3 separate regions of the Homo sapiens genome follow, and regions 2 and 3 are each linked to region 1. A link is a contact called in ENCODE Hi-C or POLR2A ChIA-PET data. All regions are on one chromosome and are shown on one strand. The core of a region is the stretch at or near the end of the contact, and the rest is flanking DNA. Distances in the headings are between cores, read along the strand shown. Region 1 holds the start of LINC00578 (long intergenic non-protein coding RNA 578). Region 2 has its middle 44 kb from the start of LINC00501. Region 3 overlaps LINC00578 (long intergenic non-protein coding RNA 578).

Region 1 (3,492 bases), core at 377-2,876:
AGGTGGATAAGTCCCATTTGGTCCCTGCCCCTACAATTGGAAGAAGACAGGAATTAGGAGATGGACTGAAGCAGAGGTTAAGTGTTAAACACAGCAAGCCCACCCCACAGACACACAATTAGGTGACTCTAAAACCAACTTAATTGGTTAGTGACCAGTAGTAGTTTTCATGAAATAGAATAGAAAATATCAATATAAACCCCATACAGTAAGCAGTTTATTTCATTAAAAACTTTTATTGGCCAGGTGCGGAGGCTCATGCCTATAATCCCAGCACTTTGGGATGCTGAGGCGGGTGGATCACGAGGTCAGGAGATCGAGACCATCCTGGCTAACACAGTGAAACCCTGTCTCCACTAAAAATACAAAAACAAAATTAGCTGGGTGTGGTGGTGGGCGCCTGTAGTCCCAGCTACACGGGAGGCTGAGGCAGGAGAATGGCCTGAATCCGGGAGGCGGAGCTTGCAGTGAGCCAAGATCTCACCACGGCACTACAGCCTGGGTGAAAGAGTGAGACTCCATCTCAAAAAGAAAAAAACTTTTCAGTTGTGTGTGTCTGTATGAATATTTGTTTGTGTTGGTGGGTGGATGTGTGTGCATTTTGCAATATAAAATATATTTCTTTTGTTCTCATGTGGACTCGAAGGTCTCTAAGGTCTCTTTTAACTAGAAAAATTTAATAAATCTCCAAACTCTGTAGAACTGGGATTCAAAATGGCAGTAGTTGCCAATGTTCTGGTTTTATGGGGTTGGTCCATATTTTTTTTCCCAATAGAAAATAAATTAGGATTTTCCTTCATCAGTAAATAAAAATGTTAAAAGAATAAAACTAGAATCTACACTCAATCACCCAGGAAGATGAGAGGTCTGCTGGGACTGAGATTACAGAGAGAAATGAACACAGAGATCAGAGCTTGAAGCCAGCTGTGGAGCCCAGGGCCAGTGGCCCGCTTCTGCACACAGCATCCATCCATGGGAACTGAGTCAACTCATAAGGATCTAAAGAGAGCGGGGACATTGCCGGGGAGGAGGAGATGGGGGTTCCTCTCCCAGCATACACACACGCATGGCTCCCACACTCACATAAATGCACATCGAGAAGCCAGAAGATGTTGCAAGATGTGTCTGTGCGTCTCTCAAGCTTCTACAGGCTAATGAAAGCATGTTAGAGACAGAGAACAGGCCTGAGTTTCAAGCCTTCTGAAGTCTGTTTTTCACTCTGTCTCTCTTTGGCACAGAATAAGTCATTTCATTCTCCCCTCTATCCAGACAGTGAGTTAATTTACACTGACAACTATAACCAAGTTGATGAACACACCAAACATTGGTCAGTGCAGATTCTCCCTATTTGAAAACTGAAATAGGAAACTTTTATAGTTAGAAAGTGCTTTGCAAACATAAACTCAGAAAAAGAGGAACTAATCGGAGGATCTTACCTTTCGGTTCTCTAAGCGGTCACAGCCTAATGCTGCCAAATGGCTCCAGATGCTCATGTTGAGGTCCAGGCTCTCTCTCCATCTTCAGTCTCCTCCACTCACCAGGCTCCTATTAACACATTTTCTGCTCTTCAGATAGTGAAATGTGGACAGCTAGGTTTAAGCCACCAGATTCCATCGTGCTACACCGAGACCACAGCCAATCCACTTTGGCCTTCCTCACAAGTCTCCAAATCATGACCATATATGTATAAAACGCCCAGTCTCTTCCTTTGCTGCTAAAGATTGTTAGTCTCCATCATTAAGGAACTTTCTATCTCAGCCTCCAGAGGGGTACCATCACACATAGTTCTGAGGATACCTCACCATGTATGAACACAAAGCCAAGAAGGGGATCTCATCTTCTTTTTATCCTAATTGGTCTTGTGCCATAGGTTGGTACTAAGGCAACTATTTGCTTTTAGTTTAGTTGTTATTCTAGGTTATTTTCCATATAAATAATATATTAATCATTTGAACATGTGCCCTAGGAGAGTTTTGCAACTGGAACAATTCTTGAATCAAAGAAATAAATACTATAAACAAAGCATAGTTTTTCAAGTAGCTTTCCAAGGCTTGTTGCAATTAATCACAGGCTTAAGAATGCTACTCCATTATCATTCTATCAAATGCAAGCCACATGGGCTTTGTGGCCATCATCTCAAATAAATACATCTCACTCTCCTTTGTAAGTCTTCAGTATAGACAAAGGCCTCTGCTTCAGGAATTTTGATTAGCAATATGTTAATCATAATTTCCAAATAAAAAGTCTAGACACCGTTTCAAGATTAAATTTGGTCTGGTCTGATTTTGTGAATTCTTATAAAATGTCTTATCCAATCAAATTTTAGCAATCATTCTGCATTTTGATGTTAAAATAAAATTAAATTAAAATTTTAACGAAAATAATTCTGACCCTCTGAAACAATTTCAAACTTATTTTAAATTCCCCAAGTGCATTCAGTAGCAAGTAGAAATAGTCACCGTTTAGCCACCCCATTACAGTCCATCACCTCAGCATTGCCCCTAATGTGGCAAGATTTTAAAAGTATAATATTCTTCACCTTTACAGCTAAAACAACAGCACATTCACACACATCATTGTATCGAATGTGGGCTAGCATGCACACATGTGTCCCCATTAATGTATCAATTCTTCAGCCTGTGACTCATTTTTTGGTGACACATGTTTTTATTGTATTATTGACCTGAGTCATTCAGTTACTATATATCAAATACTGGACTTCTCTGTTAATTCACTGATTTGTGGAAACAATGGATCAGAATATTTGAAGCTGAGGCTGTCTCAGAAAAAGAGACATATGGTCCACGAAAGAAGCAGGCATGCCTCTGCAGGAGTGAAGGCACAACAGAAGGCATGCCCCGGGCACCAGGTCCCGAGCATCAGGGAAGGCCCAGCGCAGCTGTCAATTAAAGGAGGGAGATTCCAGTGATCCTCGCCACCATCATTACATTTGTTGAGTTCTTCTGCATGCAAGTATCATGCCAAGTATTTTCTGTGCACAATCTCATTCAACGCTCATACAAGCCCTTTGACACAGAAGCATTTACTAACCCTGTAACAGAGATGAGGAAATGGGCTAGGAGAGGCCACTTAGAACTGTTAGAATCTTGACCCAAACCCAAGTCCGTCTGACTCCAGAGACAGTGCTCTGGGTTTTCAACCTGTTCCCAGACAAAACATAATCCCCACTAGACCTTCAGGAAGCTTTGTACCTTCTGAGTGGTGTTCCAGCCGATACCCCGGCATCAGTCTTTACAACACTTTCACCTGTCCCAGAATGAAGCATGTCTTGTGGGTATGAAAACTAGGAAAATATCTGCAAGGGGATGGGCAATCCAGAGGCATCTCTTCATTTTTCTCCCGTAAATAATTCTCATAACTAATGCAATTTAGCCTCCCAGACTCCTCATACTTTCCCTCCAACGTATTCTTTTCTGATTATTTATTATTATCATAATTAACATTTTTAGACATGTCACTGTGCAAAATATG
Region 2 (3,492 bases), core at 293-2,792, 100 kb after region 1:
CAGCACAATAAATCTGTGATACATTCTTTATACAAATTAAAATATAGTTTTTAAAAGTTCCCCCAGGTCTTTTAGAAATAAATAGGCCGGGCGCAGGGGCTCACGCCTGTAATCCCAGCACTTTGAGAGGCTGAGGAGGGCAGATCACGAGATCAGGAGATCGACACCATCCTGGCTAACACAGTGAAACCCTGTCTCTACTAAAAATACAAAAAATTAGCTGGGCATGGTGGCATGTGCCTGTAGTCCCAGCTGTTCAGGAGGCTGAGGCAGGAGAATCGCTTGAACACAGGAGGCAGAGGTTGCCGTGAACTGAGATCGCACCACTGCACTCCAGCCTGGGCAACAGAGCGAGACTCTGTCCCAAAAAAATAAAATAAAATAAAATAAAATAAAATAAAATAAAATAAAATAAAATAAAATAAAATAAGACTATGAGCCAGGAGCAGTGGCTCACGCCTGTAATCCCAGCACTTTGGGAGGCCGAGGCAGGTGGATCACCTGAGGTCGGGAGTTCAGGACCAGCCTGACCAACATGGAGAAACCCCGTCTCTACTAAAAATACAAAATTAGTCAGGCATGGTGGCGCATGTCTGTAATCCTAGCTACTTGGGAGGCTGAGGCAGGAGAATCGCTTGAACCCAGAAAGTGGAGGTTGCAGTGAGTCGAGATCACTCCATTGCACTCCAGCCTGGGCAACAAGAGGAAAACTCCGTAACAAAGAAAGAAAGAGAGAGAGAGAGAAGGAAGGAAGGAAAGGAAGGGAGGAAGGAAGGAAGGAAGGAAGGAAGGAAGGAAGGAAGGAAGGAAGGAAGGAAGGGAGAGAGGAAGAAAGGAAAGAAAAGAAAGAAAGAAAGAGAAAGAAAAAGAAAGAAAGAAAGAAAGAAAGAAAGAAAGAGAAAGAAAGAGAAGAAAGAAAAAAGAGAAATGACTATGTCTAGAGAAAAAGATCTAGTGGGCAAACTATAAGTGAGTAAATCAGGCTAGTAGCAAACATATTCAGGAACCACCATGATAAAATGTGGCTGCTTATCTTTCCTGTTTGAACAGGAGGTCACAGTTTTGCTATATAGAGTTGAAAGGTTGTATAGACAGGATGTGTTAATTTGAGTTAGAATTCATCTGGGGCACCTGGACAGTTAATCCATCTCTGGGCTTCAGGAATCCAATACTACCCTAAGAACACTGTTGTAGAATGTATACGGCATGCTGGACATGGAAATCGGCTTGCTCCATTGGTGGTGGGGCATAGAGAGGTTCATGTCAGCCCAGCACATCCCCAGGAACTATACCAGTTTCCTTATTGCCCAAGCCAATATCTACAATGCAAAGCATCTTTCAACTGTAATTTAGGAGGACTATGAGCTGGCCACCTGAGTTTTTGCTTGCAGTTCAGGAACTATTGCTAAAAATGCATTTTATGGTGAAACAAGGGATTAGCTAATCTTTCAGGCTAACAGAGGACCAGCTACAAATGTTTCCTGTGTGTATTGTGAAACTCTGAGATAACAGAGAAGTTCCTTATTGCCCTCTGAATTTCCCTTCCCCCAGGACCTCCACTGGTCACACAAGCCATTATCTGAGACAAGCTGACCAGAGCGTGATGCTATAACTTTTTTTGTTCATACTTCCAAATTAAATCTGGTTAGAAAAATAAATGGCTAGAAAGTATTTAAATCTTGTCTTGAATCTTGGAGGAATTTACTTATTTTTCTTCATCTGTTGGCTACCCTTCTTTAAAAAAAAAATTATTATTATTTTTTTTGAAACGGAGTTTTGCTCTTGTTGCCCAGGTTGGAATGCAATGGTGCGATCTCAGCTCAACGCGACCTCTGCCTCCCGGGTTCAAGCGATTCTCCTGCCTCAGCCTCCCGAGTAGCTGGGACCACAGGTGCCCGCCACTACACCCAGATAATTTTATATTTTTAGTCTCAAACTCCTGACCTCAGGTGATCTGCCCACCTTGGCCTCCCAAAGTGCTGGGATTACAGGCGTGAGCCATTGCGCCCGGCCAGTTTTATTTTTTATTAACAAACTCATTCTCTGGATATTCTGGAGACAAAAGCAAAACACCCAAGAAAATGGGCACTTAGGCAATAAGAACTCAGACCCCTGTGGTTTGCTACAAATGTACTCACTAACAGAGCACATGCTGCCACCCTTAAGTTTCACACATGCTGCCAAGACCAAAGGTCCACTTTGATGACTAAATGGTAACACTATTTTCTTTGAATCATAGTATATGCATTTAATATTCTCTTGGGCCTTACTTAAAAGAGTAATATTTTTTCTTTTTTTTTTTAGGGTAAAGATATGGGAATTTCCCAACCACATTGTTCCACTTCATATCTTCTTCTTTCTCTTCTCATTTTATTTTCACTGCAGACCAGAGTGAAGACAAATGTGTATTACTTGGTAGCTTATGAACAGCAAGGAAAAACTGACTGGCAACCGCCATGGAAAGGTGTGAAACCGTAACCACGAGGACTCTCACATTTACATGTTACTGACTAGCGAATGTCTAGGCCTAAAACATCTGCCCTCTTATAGCTGTTTTATTATTATGTAAACATGGCTACAAGATTTCTGACATAAAATAGTAGATGACTCAGTGTCTTCAAATGATTAATTGCTGGTTTTTTTGCCTGACCTCTTTCTTCATTTCTTCAATAATAAATCTATTGTCATGCATTGAATTACGGAAGACTGAAGCTCCCAAATGCTGGGCCTGAAAATGCACTCACTCTCTCCAACAGCATGCGGGTGTTTCTCATTAGTTTCATAAGTGCCAAGAAAATTTCAAAATGATACCAAACAAGAATATTTTAAATTTTATCACATTACCAGCTAAGAAATCTGTAAGCACATTGTTAATTCACTTATATTCATCGCACAGCAAAACAAATATGGCATTTCAAAACTGAGAAAGTTAAAGCCTCCTATAAGAAGTCTATAGCCACCGTTTCTTGAGTCCTGTCTTCATATCTCATTCCTCCCAGAGCACATCTCTCACCAAGGTTCCTGTTAGATTCCATTCTGGTTTGTGTCTTTGTGGAGGCATGTCTGTCCGTAGCCAAGACACAGAGGGCTAGACTGGTTGTAACACAAATCAGAAATTTCTGCCTTGCAGCTGCCTGGGGAAGTAACAGTTAATTGAGCGTGGGAGCTGTGTGTAGACCCTCAAGACTAACAGTTAAGAGGCAAGGTTTCAGTAAAAATGTTTAGAAGCTGCATACCACACAGCTGGAAATGAAGGGCAGAGCTGTTTTCTGGGGAATTTGAATTATGTGTACATCCAATCGAGAACAATAAATGAATTTGTGTCCAGCAATAATAATCCCTCAGTTATAGATAGACATACCATTTATGCAGCACTTCCCATGAATTCTGTCTCACTGAGCCTCACAACAGTTCTGTGCATACAAGGCTGTTAATTGCAAGCCATTTTATTTATTTATTTATTTATTTTGAGAAGGAGTTTAGCTCTGTCGC
Region 3 (3,492 bases), core at 587-3,086, 75 kb before region 1:
TTTTGCCTTACTTCTCATAACTCAGTCCTTGGCTCAGCAGCCCATTTCAGTATCTGGGGATGTTCTTCATTTCCCATGGCTGAATCCCTGCCTTGGTCACAAGTCCTTTTGGACTGGAGTCTTGCTGGTTCTCTTCTTGACAGATCCCCGCTCCCTGCTGCCGCTGCCAGACATCAGCCCCTGCTCTTTCCCACCTTCACTTAGATGTTATCTCTCTTGCTTCTGCTATAAACCCACCTCAGCCCCTAACTTGCTCTGATGGGCCATCTAATCTGCAGACCCAGGCCCTTCTCTCTCCCCATCCCAGCCCATCTTTACTCTGTTCTCATACCTGACAGAGACAAAAACCCAATTAGATAAATTAACTTTTCATTTTCTAATACAAAAATTAGCCGGGCGTGGTGGCGTGTCTGTAATCCCAGCCACTTGGGAAGCTGAGGCAGGAGAATCGCTTGAACCCAGGAGGTGGAGGTTGCAGTGAGCTGAAATGTCTCCACTGCACTTCAACCTAGGTGACAGTGAGTAAGACTCCTTCTCAAAAAAAAATTTTTTGGCTGGGCATGGTGGCTCACTCCTGTAATCCCAGCACTTCGGGAGGCCAAGTCGGGCAGATCACAAGGTCAGGAGATCAAGACCATCCTGGTCAACATGGTGAAACCCTGTCTCTACTAAAATACAAAAAATTAGCCAGGTGTGGTGGCGCGCACCTATAGTCCCAGCTACTCAGGAGGCAGGGGAATCACTTGAACCCGGGAGGCGGAGGTTGCAGGGAGTGGAGATCGTGCCACTGCAGTCCAGCCTGGAGACAGAGCAAGACTCTGTCTCGAAACAAAAAAAAAAACTTTTATTTTCTTACTGCTCATGTTGCCTTTAGGTAGTCACCTAATCAAAAAGTAAAAACGAAGCTATCACTTAGAAATTCATCTCCTCTCATTTTACATACAGTGGAATGACATGAACTCAGTCCACATTAACAGGCATTCTCAAATTCTACCATGGGAAAAAATACTGGTTGAGGAGTCAGAAAATATGGGCTATTTAATAGATTATCTCTCATCGATGGAACATGGGCCTTTACTTCTCTGTCCCTAAACTGAAATGACAGGGCTTAACCTGGTGGTGTCTAAAGTCTTCCAATTCTGAAAATGCCCTGGCCACAGAAGGTATCAATTTTCTAGTTGGGGGCGCTGTGTGTTTATTTGTTTGTGTGTTTATAACTCTCTGTATTTTCCCTGGCAAGAGAAAGGGTGTTCTACAACCATTTATTCATGATTAATGATGTGGCTTGTGAACTTGAACCAGAGACTGTTCACCAGAAGCTTTTAGTTTGAAAAATTCCTGACTGTGGCCAAAACCAATGCTATGAAACAAAAGAAATGAGACAGTGCCTGCCTGCAGCCCACTGACCTGCAGCCCCAGGCGGAGCTCAGGCCGAGACCCCGAGAAAAGGGAACAGCTGGGGCCTGCTGGGACAGCACACACGGCCTCTCACCAGCTCATGCTGCACCCGATCTGAGGCTACCCAGCAGCAGTTTGGCTGCCCCCCAACCAGATTATAAATTCCTCAAGGGCAAAGAACACATCCTTTATATTTTTCCTGTATCCATATGGTGCAGAAAAAAAAAATAAAAGATTTTTGGGCTGGCATCCCAGCCAGAAACTGAAGAATGTTATCCATCCCCCACCCCCACAAGCCTCCTCCTCCCTTAAAATCACAAGAGGAAGACATTCAGGAATAGCTTTTGAGAAATGCCTCCCTCCTTCCGGCCTAAGAAGATATGTAAGTAGTTCATGTTCTCCCACACTGGAAGGGGAGACTCAAGCCCGTTGATGCATTAAATGAGACATTCCTGAATCAGAAGGATCATAGGTCAGCTCAAGCATTCGGTTGTGTTTGCAGCTCATTTCAGTAAGGCTGATTAACAGAAGAGCCAGACCCTTGTTCTGGCACCAGCTGTGTGGCCGGAACCTCTGTGACTAGAGACACCCCAGCCGGAATCAACAGGCCCGACCTGGACACGTGCATCGCGGCAGCAAGGTTAGCCAGTGTCAGCTCAGCCAAAGAATTTCTGGTTGTGCTGACTGAGAGGGTACACTCAGAACTTTGGACATGAAAGGATTCACTGAGGGATGAAAACACGGTATAGCATACCTAAGTATCCTCAGATTTTAATTTTGTCCCCTCTATAGCACATTTCAATGAGTAACACACAGCTAGGTGAATTACTGGTCACTCACTAAGCAATTGTTAAATTATTCTAGCTTCCTTTAATGAGAACAGAAACAAAGTTGCCACATACACACTAGTTCTGCTTTGTGATTTATTGTTGCCCATTGCCATCGTCATCATCATTGTTATCATTACTAAAGTAATATACACTTAGTGTAAAAAGAAAAAAATGCCAACGGTGTACAAGGAGATAAAGTTAAAGTTTCTGTTTTCATATTCTCTTCTAATCTTTCCCCCATCTCAACTTGACCCTCTCTGAATTGTTTCCTAAAACTACTAGAAGATTTACAAAAACTTCTAAAAATGTGCCATATATCACATACATGTAAATATGCATAGAAAAATATTACAGACATAAATGCATATAAACACAAACATATTCATGCACATACCTATGTATATATACAGTTTTTTCCCACAAATTGATCAGAGTACACTGTCTGGGACATAATGTTTTCACTTAGTATATATCTGACATTCATAGGAAAGCAAATAAATCTATGTATTCTTTACAATGACTTCATAGTATTCTATTATAAAGCTAAGACATAATCTATTCTGTGGGGGGTTTTTTTGTTTTGGTTTTGGTTTTTTGGGTTTTTTTGCACCATCTTTTCTCTGGAGTCCATGTTTCTAATAGTTTATTCCTTCCGAATTTATTTAAGCTCAGTTTCCAATGCATGGAGCTGACTGTTCTAGTTGTTCCTGCCACCACTGTTGCTATTTACGGGTTATATTTTTGTATATTCCATCTGTCTTTGTCTCTTTGCCTGTACAGTTCATACATTGCTTTATACTGCTGAAAGAGCCCCTCCTTGCTATCCTCCGAGGGAAACTCACACCTCCTCTGATTGTCTCTCGCACTTTATACACTGCATCTACCTGTGCTGAGCTCCGGTTCCAGGCAAGCACATTGTCTCCCAGGCCTTGCTGACCCATAGTGCTCCCTTCCTGTGGCACTCCCAGTCTGGATTCTCCAGGCTGCATTTCACCTTTGACCATCCATCCTTAAAGGACAGATCTCAAGCCTTTGTCATTCTCTAGGGAACTATGCCCTGGCTGCATAGCTACAAGGTCACTGACCTCATGGGTTGCAATGTCCTACTTCAATTGAGCACATCTGCTGGGCCCCAAATGGTCTTACCCTGTCATATTTCTCTCAACATCCCTGCCTCCCAGTTTCTCTAAGTTGCCAAATAAGAAGGAGGAATTTCCAGACAAAGCATCACCAAGGAGATTCTCACGCCACCCACCCTCACCCT

What was found. Hi-C counts contacts between places; a loop is a spot of excess contacts on that map. ChIA-PET counts read pairs that join two places held with the same protein, here RNA polymerase II (POLR2A). Pooled maps may share reads with other maps.
Region 2: a loop to region 1 is called in a map with no recorded cell type, with 4 times the contacts of the local background. The contact joins the enhancer-like site here to the promoter of LINC00578 in region 1. A Hi-C loop is called at or near these places in 1 of 168 maps with a recorded cell type or tissue (endothelial cell of umbilical vein), 7 of 37 single-sample maps with no recorded cell type and 6 of 50 pooled maps. POLR2A ChIA-PET finds 5 or more read pairs at or near these places in 2 of 52 experiments (OCI-LY7 and activated T-cell).
Region 3: a loop to region 1 is called in a map of sigmoid colon, with 2.1 times the contacts of the local background. The contact joins the enhancer-like site here to the promoter of LINC00578 in region 1. A Hi-C loop is called at or near these places in 3 of 168 maps with a recorded cell type or tissue (PC-9, prostate gland and sigmoid colon) and 1 of 50 pooled maps. POLR2A ChIA-PET finds 5 or more read pairs at or near these places in 1 of 52 experiments (naive thymus-derived CD4-positive, alpha-beta T cell).

What each region holds. Positions count from the first base shown.
Region 1 is chr3:177,440,055-177,443,546 of GRCh38, reverse strand. LINC00578 (long intergenic non-protein coding RNA 578) reads right to left here and starts at 1,626. Exons shown (of 4, transcript NR_047568.1): 1 at 1,437-1,626. RefSeq lists an enhancer at 1,599-1,728.
Region 2 is chr3:177,336,826-177,340,317 of GRCh38, reverse strand. No RefSeq gene overlaps it. Among named protein-coding and RNA genes, the nearest start is that of LINC00501, 44 kb to the right of the region's middle. RefSeq lists enhancers at 1,386-1,485, 1,343-1,637 and a silencer at 2,923-3,217. Within about 2 kb of position 1,542, at least 10 of the 41 ENCODE cell types and tissues checked have a DNase peak (open chromatin) inside an H3K27ac peak, as active enhancers do; they include OCI-LY7, where a contact is called at or near this core.
Region 3 is chr3:177,514,780-177,518,271 of GRCh38, reverse strand. All of the region lies in intron 1 of LINC00578 (long intergenic non-protein coding RNA 578), which reads right to left. Among named protein-coding and RNA genes, the nearest start is that of LINC00578, 75 kb to the right of the region's middle. RefSeq lists an enhancer at 963-1,727. Within about 2 kb of position 1,836, at least 15 of the 41 ENCODE cell types and tissues checked have a DNase peak (open chromatin) inside an H3K27ac peak, as active enhancers do.